4 separate regions of the Homo sapiens genome follow, and regions 2, 3 and 4 are each linked to region 1. A link is a contact called in ENCODE Hi-C data. All regions are on one chromosome and are shown on one strand. Each heading gives the region's core, a stretch centred on a gene start or an enhancer-like site at or near the end of the contact. The rest is flanking DNA. Distances are from core to core; before and after follow the strand shown.

Region 1 (3,123 bases), core at 624-3,123:
AGACCATGCCTTGTAAAACATGCCAAAGGTTTTGCTGCATATCTTTTAGTCAAATTTAAAAATGGAAATATTTAATGCATTTTTTTTTTGAGATGGAGTCTCACTCTGTGGCCCAGGCTGGAGTGCAGTGGCACCATCTCAGCTTACTGCAGCCTCCGCCTTCCGGGTTCAAGCAATTCTCCTGCCTCAGCCTCCTGAGTAGCTGGGACTGCAGGCGCATGCCGCCACGCCCGGCTAATTTTTTGTATTTTAGTAGAGACGGGATTTCACTGTGTTGCCCAGGCTGGTCTCGAACTCCCGAGCTCAGGCAATTTGCCGGCCTCAGCCTCCCAAAGTGCTAGGACTACAGGCATGAGCCACCTCGCCCGGCCTTTTTTTTTTTTAAACACAGGGTCTTGTTCTGTCACTCAGGCTGGAGTGCAGTGGCAGGCTCATGACTTATCATAACCTGGAACTCCTGAGCCTAAGCGATCTATCTACCTGCCTTAGCCTCCGGCATAGCTGGGACTACAGGCATGCACCACACTCCCAGCTAATTTTTAAATTTTTGTAGAGATGAGGTCTCCCTATGTTCCCCTGGAACTCCCGGTCTCAAGCAATCCTCCTGCCTCAGTCTCCCAAAGTGCTGAGATTGCCAGCATGAGCACCTGGACCTGGTCCAATAAATATTACAAATTCGAATTAGGCATTTCACTTTCATTTATATACATATCCTTTCACAGGATTATTTGATAGTTATTAATGTATATTATGATTGAGTTTTAATAGTTACTTTGGGAAAACAGAAATTACTGTTCCAGTACTTACTTGTAAGTTGTAAGTCCACACAATGCACTTAAACTTCACCTTGTTCAACAGATTCTGTAGCACATGAAACACTTGAAATATGGAAGAGTCACTTCTCTGGGCACTTTGCTCATTTCGTCTGCTATTCATTCACTGATTGGACATTTTATTGATCGACTACTATCTGCTTGGCAAGGTGCTAGAAATAAGAACACTAAGAAAAAGGTCAAGGTTCCTGTCCTCAAGGCCCTCTCTCTCAGTCCAGTGTTGTCAAGGCTTGATGAAACACACCAGTGGCAAACAAGCACGCGGGGCCTTATTTCACCGGTGTGCGGTCCTTCTTCCAGCTCTGAAATTATGTCTATCCAAACATCCTAAATCAACAAATCAGTGTTTCTAAATCATACAACCGCAGCTAACAAACTGGGAATAAGGCTTCGATTATTCTGACTTGATTTAAAACGATCACTGCCAATTCTTTGCCCTGCGAATCCTTTCTTTGACTACTAAGTTAAGCTTTACATACCTCACTTGCAAGAGGCTATGCTGGCTTTCTGGAAATCCGTAATTAAGTTCAGTGTTTGTGGAATGGAGTGTAATTAACGACCATTAATTAACAGGGTTTCGTTCGTGAGAGCCTGCCAGGCTAAGCAGCAGAAACACGAGAAACTGATAAAAAGCTTTCCTCATTTTTAAACAACAGTCGCACGGAAGTTCCCGGCGGGACAAGGGAACGTGGGTGCCCTTGCTACTCCCGTGGACGCGGGTAGATTGGGACGCTGGACCGTATCTCCCCGCCCCCGCCCCCACGCCTCCTCAGGTGCTCAGCCTGAGGCCTTCGTCCAGGAGCGCTGCCGCTGACCCAGGCTCAGGAGCTGGGGGCCCCTGCACAGACGCCCAGGTCTCGGGACAGGCGGCGACTGCACTCACGGAAGTACGCTGAGCTCTCCCCTGTAGAAGGGCGCCTCTCCTCCCCCACTTCCTCCTCCAGCTCCACAGCAGCCTCCCGGGCCGGCTCCTCCTCCTTCCAGGTCTCCTCCCAGTGCCGCCGCGGCTCTCAGGCCTGAGGTGCGGCGCTCACCCCGGCAGTCCCCAGCCTCAGACGCTGCGTGGAGCGGCGGAGCCGGAGGGAAGCAAAGGACCGTCTGCGCTGCTGTCCCCGCCCCGCGCGCTCTGCGCCCCTCGTCCCTGGCGGTCGCTCCGAAGCTCAGCCCTCTTGCCTGCCCCGGAGCTGTCCCGGGCTAGCCGAGAAGAGAGCGGCCGGCAAGTTTGGGCGCGCGCAGGCGGCGGGCCGCGGGCACTGGGCGCCTCGCTGGGGCGGGGGGAGGTGGCTACCGCTCCCGGCTTGGCGTCCCGCGCGCACTTCGGCGATGGCTTTTCCGCCGCGGCGACGGCTGCGCCTCGGTCCCCGCGGCCTCCCGCTTCTTCTCTCGGGACTCCTGCTACCTCTGTGCCGCGCCTTCAACCTAGACGTGGACAGTCCTGCCGAGTACTCTGGCCCCGAGGGAAGTTACTTCGGCTTCGCCGTGGATTTCTTCGTGCCCAGCGCGTCTTCGTAAGTGGCCGCACTTGGAACTGGAGCCGGCCCCCTCCCCCACCGCGCGCACCCACCCAGCGTTTCTCCATTGGGATTGATTTCCGAGAGATCCCGGCGTCTGTCTGTCTCACCCATCCTACCTCTCAGAGTGGTTTATATCCTGGGTGGAGGAAATATTTGGGGAAATGAACTCCCTTTGGTACCCATCACCCAGTTACACCCCGCTTCTCACCTCTTAAAATTGGTTAGGGGCAGCGGGAGAGCTTTGAAGCAGACCTGTGCTTAAAAATCGGGGAAAGTGGGAAATCAACAAAGGCTGGTCTTGCCGGACTCCCCGCCTCCTGTGCCAGTGTCGAGGATTTGGTCAATATCATCCCCGAACTTCTTTTTCTCCTCTACCAGTTAGGCTTCTTGGTAGCCTTTTTCTGCTTTACAGGCTTAACGCCCGTCCTTTTCAGTCTCCCTAAACAAGCCCTCCCCCACTCTTTCCGCCTCTGTCTGATTCTGTTTCTCCTTACTCCTTTTGCAGACATTCTGATGACTTAAAATGACCATACTGTCCTATTGAATTCATTGTGTCTTATCTCTGGGACTGTCAGACATTTGCACATTTGAGGTTGAACAGATGAATTGAATGTGTCATCTGTTCTTTTTATAGTGATTCACTATTTAGGTCATTGTTCAGAAGGAACAAGGGTGTTTGCTGAGTTTTCACTCGCTGCAGGTCATTTGAATACTGCAGTATTTAATAATTCAGTTATGTTTTCAAGTTGCCAACGTTCCGCGTTGCAAGGGCCGTC
Region 2 (3,123 bases), core at 399-2,898, 3.6 Mb before region 1:
AATTTCCAAAGAAAAAAAAAAAAACCTTTCTTCAGAAGCCCTCTCAACCTACAATCTATTGCTATGATTAAACTAAACGGTAACATTCACGATATATTAAAAAGCCAACAAATAGTTATGAAGGTATGACATCAAAGACACATTGGAAACTCGATGGATCTAAATTTTCCAAATATCTCTTTTTCTCTTTATCAAATTGTTTAAAACTTACCAACCTTGCCTTAAGGGGAGAGATTTTGTTGTTTTGTCCTACGATAATGAATGTAATTATTTGTTCTATCTTTACATGGACTTTTCTAAACTTCCAGTGGTCTTCCACTCCTTACTGTACTGAGGACATGTAAAAGCCTTTAAATGGGCCTATTAGCTATAGTTGCTCAAATTATCAGACTATGCTATAAATCAGCAGCAATTGCAACATTTTTACGGTTTTTATTTTGTACAGACACCGAACTTTAAGAAATGGTATTGGAAAATCTAACATGAGGAGGAGTACAGGGGAAAGAGTAGAAGGTTGTTATTCCAGTTCTAGTGACTCACAGCCTAGAAGTATTTCAGAAAATTGGTTCCACCCTCACTTCCCCCTCCTCTCCACCTTCAAAATGAAATAATCCCAAATCGTCAACACACTCTCAATGGCTTTTTATTTAGCAATCTAAAATAAAGTGGCAAAGTGGAGGGGATACGGGATTCATCCAATCAGCCCTTCTCTACCCACATTCCCACACCAAAAAATGGGGATGTGGGGTGTAATCCCTGTTCACTGCTGCCATCTCCGTAAGAATATGGAACACTCAAGTTTTCCTACCCACCTAGAATTTCGCCCACCCACCACCCTCCCTTTCCTATGGGCCCCATCATGGGGGCGGGGGCGCCGAGGAGGGGACAGCTCCCGGCTCCCAGCGGCGCCCCCACCCCGTGCGAGGCCCAGCGCCCGATCCCGCCGCCGGGAGCCGGGAAATGGCTTCTCTGCCTTCGGCCGGCCGGCGAACCACAGGGAGAGGCGCCCGGGACTCCGCATTAGGCCGCGGCGCATCCAGGCGACCCCGGGCCGGGCCTCGGGCGGCGACGCCGAGATTTCTACACCCGGCGCCTCCTGCCGCCCCCACCCCACGGCCTCCCTTGCCCTTCATCCCTCCCGGGCCCGCCCGCCTCCGCCGCGGCCTCCCCGGCCCGTGCGCACCTTCTTGATGTTGTAGAGGCGGGTGAGCATGCCGACGCCCCGGTCGTTGAGGATGGTGAGCTTCTCCGCCAGCTTCTGCTGACTGGGCTGCAGCACTGAGCGCGACATGGTGGTGCTGGTGCCGCCGCCGCCGCCGGCCGCCTCGCGCCCAGTCACGGGCCCGCGGCCTTCGCAGCAGCCTCTCTCGGGCCTCCTCCCCTCCCGCCCGCGACCTCCGCCTTAGGAGAGCGCGCCCATGGCCCTCGCGCCCCAATCCCGCGCCGGCGACAGAGCGAGCCGCGGCGGACTCCTCGGAGCCCCTTCTCCCGCAGCAGCCCGCGCCCCGGCAGCCTCCTGCCTTCCGCCCGCCGCCCTTCCGCCCCCACCCCCGGCGCTCTCCGCCCCAGCCCCCAACGAGCCGCCTTCCCCGGCTGCTCCACTAGGTGTGGCGGCGGCGGCGGCGGCGGCGGCGTCTCCGGCGGCTGAGAACGAGGCCGCTTCCCGCAGCCCCGGACGGGCCCTCGGTCACCTGATCGGCAGCGCCGGCGCCCCCGCGAGGCCGGACGGGGAACTGCGGCCGACGGGCCCTCGGCATGGCCTCGCCGCCGCCGCTCTGGCCCTGGCCCTGGCCCGGACCGCCCACTACGCCTGATGCCGGGATGGGAGTCCCAAGCGGGGACTGAGTGGGGTCGCGTTGTGTGCTCTTTCCACTTCGCCCCACACCCCACTCCTTCAAGTTCCCAAAAGTTGCTTTTCCGCACCACCCTTCTAAAGAAACCGGCAGAAACTCTGCTGGGAGGCGGGGTGTTTTCCAGGCGAGTTTCGCTTAAGAGTGGGCTGGTGGCTCCAAGCGCTTTTTCCTCCCACTGCTTGACAGGCGCTCGCCGCAGAACACAGCAGATGTTGTGCTCCGCGAGGTGGGGATCGCCTCTGCCAGCCTCCCCAGCCCATCCTCAGTCTCCCCGCCTGGAACCAGTTTGTGAGAGAGGAGGTCGGAAGTGAGGGTAACTCAAGTCCTTGAGATAATCACAATCTAGACTTTGTCGGCGAGGAGCACCCATCCGGAGGAGACGCAGTAGGTCCTGGCATGTGGAAGGCAAAAAATAAATGTTTGTTCAATGCCTAAAGGAACCGCTCCCATTTTTTTACAGCCTCCACCCTAAATCCCACTTCTTCTTGGAAACATTCTTCTTTGCCATCTCATTTTTCCTGATCAATTTCTTCTTAGCGACACTCCAAGGCTACTCCCTTGTCAAATGTATTAGACATGATTCCAAAAGTGAACTAACTGAGGACTTACGTAATTGAGGTGAGAAACTTCAGCCAAGAGGACTCAGGCCTCTAATATTTTTGGCTTTGCCTTTTCTCGATATGTTAATTTTTTATATTATATTCATTAATTTTAAGTCAGTAACAAAATGTCCCGCCACATTCAATAAGACATTCTAAGAGTAATAAGCCATCACTGGATTTATCAAAACTCTTTAAGAAAAGGAAATTGTAATGAATAGCTTTAAAATATTTTTTAAAGCTACTATATCTACTATTCGTAAAGAAATCTTCATTTTAATATTCCAACAAGAAAGAAGGAGTGGACTGAATGGATTTAATCTAAGGGGCATTTAAAAGAGTCCTGTTCCCACCAAAAGAAGTCATAATCATACCTGCCAGTGTGCCTGAAATTCTATATACAAAGCTGCAGTACCTTGAATGAATGCTTTGTACCTAGAGAGTCTTAAGAATACAAACACTTCAGAGAGATCATCTGTCGAGCTATTACTAGTCATTAACTGGTCAAGGAATTTAATTTATCTGGTTACTTCTCAGCCTGATAGTTAACATTTTAATTTAGAGGAGGCAAGGTTGTGGGGCCTGGAATAGTAAGGGCAGACCTGAGAAGGGGAGGCTGCGAGGAGGGGTTTGGGGTAGCCAGATAAGAAAATTTAAAAATGTTGAACATT
Region 3 (3,123 bases), core at 331-2,830, 3.2 Mb after region 1:
CTAGCATGTTGTTTTACTGAATAGGAAAATTCAAACTGAAAGAGAAAACCTACATTTTCTTATATCATGAGAGCAAAGTGAAAAGCCAAAAGCTAAATTTACCAACATAATAAATTTATATTAAAAAGAAAAAGCAGAACTCACCGAGCCAGTGTGTCAAGTAGTCAGACTCTTATATTTGACTTAATGTATCCATAAAGAATGGTCAGAGTTCAGATCACTTCTTTCTGAATACTCAATGTGGAAGGTACATGCTGTTGACATAATGTGGTGTAAAATTTACATGGTCAAGGGATAATGTTTGTTTCTCAATTTTGTGATTAAACTAGGTGAAAATAAGGAGTCTTCTGAATATTTCTCTAGTCAAATCAAAAACTTCAGTTTTCTTTCTTCTTTTTAAAAAAGGTTTTCCCTTCTCCTTTCCATTGAAGATGGACTCCAAAGGAAGAATTGATAATAGTTCTCAGTTCTTTTAATGATGGTGTTTACTTGAGACTAAGAATTGCTTAAAATAAAACTGTCCTGAAGAACACCTATCATCCGACGGAGGGGGAAAACGAGGCTAGATTATATTTGGAACAGCTGTGATTTTAAAATACACAAACGCTTGTATTACGGAGTTAGCATACAGAGAGGAATTTCTCATAACCCCTTCCAGCAAATGTTTCCGGAGTATAATGCTCCTTCCGCTCTAGAGACCCATAGAACAGGCATCAAGGGTTAAGGGGACGAAAAGTTAGTTACACTAAGACCGCTAAAGCCTCCAATTTATATGTGTAAATCTTTCGTCTAAACACCCATGATTTATCATACATTAAACTATTATGTCATACTTAGAACATGCCAACACTCAAGATAGTTTTCCCACGTTCCACAGGATGGAGGCCTGAAATTTACATCTCAGCTGGAAGGCAAAGCTGGTGCGGTACTCATCCTATTCCAACCAGAAAACCTTTTCCCAGCAGGTTTGCCGCGCTGCCCACGACTGGCAAACAATGACCTTACAGACCGTGAAGAGGCTGTTGGCTCTGCCCTCGCCGGTGCCTCCGAAGACGGCGACCCGCAGCGGCCCCTCAGGGGAGTCCCCCCTGCTAGACCGACAGCCCGAGCGCTCTGGGCCAGAGAAAACTCAGCAAAAGCCGCCGCTGCTACCACCTCAGCGCCTCCCCCAACCCGCCCCTTCCTTCTCGCGGCCGCACGTCACGTCAGGACCCTGGCAAGACAACGAGGATTTGCGTAGGGGGCGAGCCTCTGAGGCCACTTGGCTCTTACGGCCACGCAGGGCGCCGCAGATGCAGCCGGAGCCCGCTTTTCCCTCTCAGGACGACCCCTAGGCCGCCAGCAGTTCCCTACCGACGAAGGCGACTGTACAGCGTCCACCGCGTTCGTGCCCACTTACCCGCCGCCCCACTCCGGGCCGCCGGCTCGCAGCAGGACCAGCCCGGCTGCTACGGCCGCGGATACACGCCCTCAGGCCCGGCGCTGCGCAGCTTGCGGAAGCTTTCCCGGACAGACTCGCTGCCAGCGGATTGGCTGCGAGCAGCGCCAATCTCACGTTGCCCCCGGGCGAGGCGGGACTCAGTGCCGCGCTCTCTGCACCCGCTCTGCCGCGCGCGTGCGTGCTGGGTGCGGGTGCGGGTGCGGGGTTGGGCCTGCGCATCGGGTGAGACGCTGGCTGCTTGCGGCTAGTGGATGGTAATTGCCTGCCTCGCGCTAGCAGGAAGGTAGTGTGGTGTGACTAACGGGTATTTATTATATCCTCGATGGCTCGAGGGCCCCGTCCCCTCTACTCGTCCTGGTCCGGGCGCGAACGCTATAGGGCAGCTAAGGGCGCTCCCCGCGGGGCGGGAAGCGAAGCCGGGCTTGCGGGCGCGCACACGTGGAACGCGTTTTCTGAGCAGGTCTGGGCTCCGGGGTGTTCTGGCTTGGTCTTTGTTGCGTCCCATTCCCCAGACCCTTCTGGGTGGAGGACTTAAAATTTGTTTTCCAGGCAGCAGATTTAACCCATGGCAACTGTAACTCATCTTGTGTGAGTGGCGGTTTATAGTATTGTATCCTGTGGCATCATACAAGGGGTGCAAGTTAAACTCTTTAAAGTTAATCACGATTTTTGCTCTTGGCCTTCTGGGTTTATCCGTACGCCGAAGACAGGCACCTGTATTACATGCTAAGGAAATGTGAATACCAAAAATTGATCCTGAGGAAAGTCTTGATTAGGTTTTTTTGGAATCGCCTTTGAAATGTAATTTCCCTCACCTTGGCAGTGCAGAAAGTTTGTGATTTTTATTGCCGAAATAGCTTTCAACATTTTGAAATTGACTTAAGAGAATGTTGGCTGTGTATGTCTGTATCTTGCATTTCTGTTGGCTTTGTGAACCTAATTGTTTTGGATTTAGTCTGATCTTTAAATAAATGATTTCTTTGTGTTCTCTCTAATGGAAGTCTGTGAGTTCTCTGATCTTTACTTCTTTTTTAGGCACACCTGTTGTCCTTAACTGACTTTCCGGGTCATCAGCACTTCTTCAGAAGTGTTCCTTTTCCCTCCCAGCAAATATGGAAGACTGACTATCCTGATATTCCCAGACATTCTTTGCTGTGATTTGTAAGCCCGATATAAACCCTTCCATTTGGTACACATATGGTATAGAGTGCTATATTCCAGGGGCTATGCTAGCGATGTGTGATTGATATAAAACCCCTGTCCTCAAAGAACTCTGAGTCAGGAGCAACAGACAGAAACACATATTAATAGAGTAACTTGTGATGAGGTTAATTAGAAATGAGGTAAAGGGGGACTGCAGGGGAAGGAATACCTAATCTGTTGGCAGGTGAAGGAAAGGAGGCTGCAGCAGGGAAGAAAGGCTTGAAGAGTTGATACTGAACTAAATCTGGAAGGATGATTAGAAGTCAGCTGAGAGAGAACCATGTGAGCTGAGGAAGGAGTGAGTGTCACCATGTTAAGAGAGACAAGTTGGCTGGGCACGGTGGCTCACACCTGTAATCCCAGCACTTTGGGAGGCCAAGGCGGGCGGATCACCTGAGGTCAGGAGTTCGAGACCAGCCTGGCCAACATGGTGAAACCCTGTCTCTACTAAAAATACGAAAATTAGCCGGGCGTGGTAG
Region 4 (3,123 bases), core at 196-2,695, 3.1 Mb after region 1:
TAATTAATTAATTTGAGCTCACAAACAATAAACAAAAAGACTTACAAACTCGCTTCTCTGTCACCTCTCTTATTTATTTATTTGAACCCCTGGCCTCAAGTAATCCTCCCACCTCAGCCCCGAGTGGTTGCGATTACAGGTTTGAGCCACTGCACCTATCTACCTCTCTACCAATGAGACTAGACGTCCATCATCCAACAGATACCACCAAATGGTTAGACCACAAAACCAAACTCCCAATCATTGCTGCTATCAATGTATCAGTAATGTATAAGTTATACCTGAATAACTTATCAGGAATGTACAAATCAGAAATGAAAACACAATCTTTAAAAATCAATTATAAAGGAAAAATATATAACCACTTGGGTTTTCTGTAAGAGCAAATAAAAAACATGCCTGGCCTTAAACAACCCATGATGTATACATTTCTTTCGCCAGATAGTTTGATTCATCACATAAATCCAGTTGGGCATCTCTGTGGAAACTTAAGATTTCCAATAATATAGTATAATTATCAAAAACCTAAAATCATGTCTCTAATGTGAACATAAAATATATACATGTCAAACTTTTATTCAACTCATTGGTTAGTGAGGGAACCGATGACTTTAAAACCAATACAGAATATTAGAGAAGCTAGGCATATGTTAATAAAGAAATGTTAGGACAGAATGCAGGGTTAGATACAAAACTGACTAATGTGTTGCAGAACAATAAATCATAACCTGTGTTGGTATCTGGTACAACAAAAAATTATTTGCATCTCTACCAAACCAAAATCTCTACCAAAGTTAACCTTTGCCCCTACAGAATTGTAAAACAGCCCAGTCAATATAATAAAGTCAAGTCCAGAGCAGCACTGAAAGAGCATCCAGTAAATAAATCTCTTTTGCCTATTTCCAAGTTTTAGTCATTTTTTCCACAGAAATGAGATATTGCAAATATTGCACGGGACATAGATGCACTAAAAAACTATTAATTCATCTGAAGTTCATACTGTATTTTATCCGGCAACCCTAACCACGAGTTAACCAAAACTTTACCAAGTCTGTACAGTTCTTTTGCCAACACGGTATCTCTTAAATCTGTTCCTTAGCTTCATCTTTCCCTAGATAATAAATATCATATTAAGCGCTGTTTCTATTGCACGACTATTCTTCATATTTACCACTGGAGGGCGCACAGAACTCGTAGTATACTAGATAAGAGGTCATGAAGAAACCACCTGAGCGTTTCTGCATCTCAACCACAAGAGGCCAGTACAGGAACCTCAGATTTTGCAACCAGACTGTTTACTCGCTCCCTAAGCAGCCATGCGCAGGCGCGAAACTCCTCCCCAGGCCAGACCCGGCCTGCGCATGCGTTCAAGTGAGCGCGCAGACGCTATTGGTAAGACTCGCGGGAAAAGAAAGGGTGAGCGCGGCTGGAAGCGCGCATGCGCTGTGGCTAATGCCGTAGGCTCCTTCAGGGCTGAGCCATCCCGCGTGTCTTGCGCTCGGTGGAAATGCCCAGCCGAGGGACGCGACCAGAGGACAGCTCTGTGCTGATCCCCACCGACAATTCGACCCCACACAAGGAGGATCTAAGCAGCAAGGTGAGTGTGAGACGCGACGAAAAGGCTCCTGGACTCGGGACCGGGCGCCACTGGACCCTGAAGGTGGTCCGCAGCGGGCAGCGTGGGGCCTGCCTGGGCCTCGGCTTTGCCCTGCTACTTTGCTCTTTTTATTCATAGCACTTGACAGCCACAGTTAGTCCTTTTATTTTCTGAAAACAGTTGCGAAAAGGGAGATCTTGAAATTTGTCCCGAGACTGGACCCAGGTGACAGTGGGGCGGAGTTTTGGTTGGGTGTTTTCCTCCCTAGTCTTTTTAAACTTTTGGAAATACCGCCCACCCCAAATCTGTTCCATCAAAGATATTCTCCATCCAGTTAACCATGCCAGCAACCCGGGGTCCATCCTTGACCCCCATCATGGAAGCCTATCAGTTCTACCTTTGAAGCTCATTTCAAATATGTCCCTTTATCACCGTGAACACTCTTACCACCCCAAATAAGCCACCGTCATCTGCTATCGGGACCCCTGCCCCCGGCAAGGCCTTCCTAAGCGGTCTCTCCTCATCCACCTGTTAGCTGCTGCTTCTCCGTTAACCAGAGCAATGGTCCTAAAACACGCATTGGGTTGTCACTCATACCAAACTGGGGGAGAGAGGAAGCCAATATAATATAAGCCTTAACTGCCATAAACAAACAACCTTTAAAGATAAATGGGGGTGGCGAGGGTTATAGCCCTTCAGGTATTACATGTCCTAGATTCTACTTTGGTTCTGTCCCAAACTTACAATGACATCTTGGGCAAGTCTCTTTAATCTTTCTGTATCAGTTACCTTCTTTGAAGTAAAGTGAAATGTACACCTGTCATTCCTAAAATGGGAAAGCCCTGTATAAATGTTAAGTCTCAAAGAATGTTTACAAATTTGGCCTTGGAATTCAACCTCATTACTACAGCTCTGCCAACGGGGGAGACAGAAAGGTGCACATTCATGGGGATTGGGGGTGAATTTTCAAAAGACACACAGCCCATTCTGATTACCACCATAGCAAGCCACTTACGCATACTGGTGGTTACAGATCCCTGAGGTGTGTGTGAGGTAGCACAAATATGATAAAAGCTGCTTTTAGAGGCTCTTGTGATACTATGTAATCAGTCATGTTCACAAAATAAATAGAGTTAAAAAGAAACTTAGTTTTCACTTAGTTGAGCCCTCCCCTACAAATAAATGAAGCCCAGGCCAGCATGGTGGCCCAGGCCTGTAGTCCCAGCTACTCGGAGGCTAAGGTGTGAGAATCGCCTGAGCCCGGGAAGATCAAAGCTGCAGTGAGCCGTGATCGCACCACTGCACTCCAGCCTGGGTAACAGAGCAAGACCCTGTTTCAAAAAAAAAAAAAAAAAAAAAGCCCAGTTCAACAGTGCCAGCTCTATGCTAGTCATTGAGATAAAAAGAGGGAAAAATACCAAGATGGAACATGATAGGTCTTACTGTCCCCAAATAGGGCATTGCTTGATTTGAATGTTTGACTGCAGCACTTAGTACATAAAATCATGAAAATATTGAAAAAAGTA

Evidence for each region. Hi-C counts contacts between places; a loop is a spot of excess contacts on that map. Pooled maps may share reads with other maps.
Region 2: a pooled map shows a loop between it and region 1 (10-fold over the local background). The contact joins the promoter of NCKAP1 here to the promoter of ITGAV in region 1. A Hi-C loop is called at or near these places in 6 of 50 pooled maps.
Region 3: a loop to region 1 is called in a pooled map, with 8 times the contacts of the local background. The contact joins the promoter of PMS1 here to the promoter of ITGAV in region 1. A Hi-C loop is called at or near these places in 7 of 50 pooled maps.
Region 4: a pooled map shows a loop between it and region 1 (7-fold over the local background). The contact joins the promoter of ASNSD1 here to the promoter of ITGAV in region 1. A Hi-C loop is called at or near these places in 5 of 50 pooled maps.

Annotation. Positions count from the first base shown.
Region 1 is chr2:186,588,183-186,591,305 of GRCh38, forward strand. ITGAV (integrin subunit alpha V) reads left to right here and starts at 1,874. Exons shown (of 30, transcript NM_002210.5): 1 at 1,874-2,341. The coding sequence starts at 2,157. It overlaps LOC124906105 (a long non-coding RNA gene), which reads right to left and starts at 1,714. Exons shown (of 2, transcript XR_007087465.1): 1 at 808-1,714. RefSeq lists a silencer at 1,937-2,166 and an enhancer at 2,297-2,356.
Region 2 is chr2:183,036,809-183,039,931 of GRCh38, forward strand. NCKAP1 (NCK associated protein 1) reads right to left here and starts at 1,649. Exons shown (of 31, transcript NM_013436.5): 1 at 1,184-1,649. The coding sequence starts at 1,291. RefSeq lists silencers at 1,069-1,188, 1,249-1,838, 1,571-2,222.
Region 3 is chr2:189,782,870-189,785,992 of GRCh38, forward strand. It overlaps PMS1 (PMS1 homolog 1, mismatch repair system component), which reads left to right and starts at 1,581. Exons shown (of 13, transcript NM_000534.5): 1 at 1,581-1,724. It overlaps ORMDL1 (ORMDL sphingolipid biosynthesis regulator 1), which reads right to left and starts at 1,470. Exons shown (of 5, transcript NM_016467.5): 1 at 1,400-1,470; 2 at 145-254. RefSeq lists enhancers at 757-1,643, 929-1,008, 1,099-1,158, 1,169-1,398, 1,949-1,998 and a silencer at 1,539-1,588.
Region 4 is chr2:189,660,014-189,663,136 of GRCh38, forward strand. It overlaps ASNSD1 (asparagine synthetase domain containing 1), which reads left to right and starts at 1,446. Exons shown (of 6, transcript NM_019048.4): 1 at 1,446-1,597. ASDURF (ASNSD1 upstream open reading frame) reads left to right here and starts at 1,446. Exons shown (of 4, transcript NM_001353493.2): 1 at 1,446-1,597. The coding sequence starts at 1,508. RefSeq lists an enhancer at 1,504-1,693.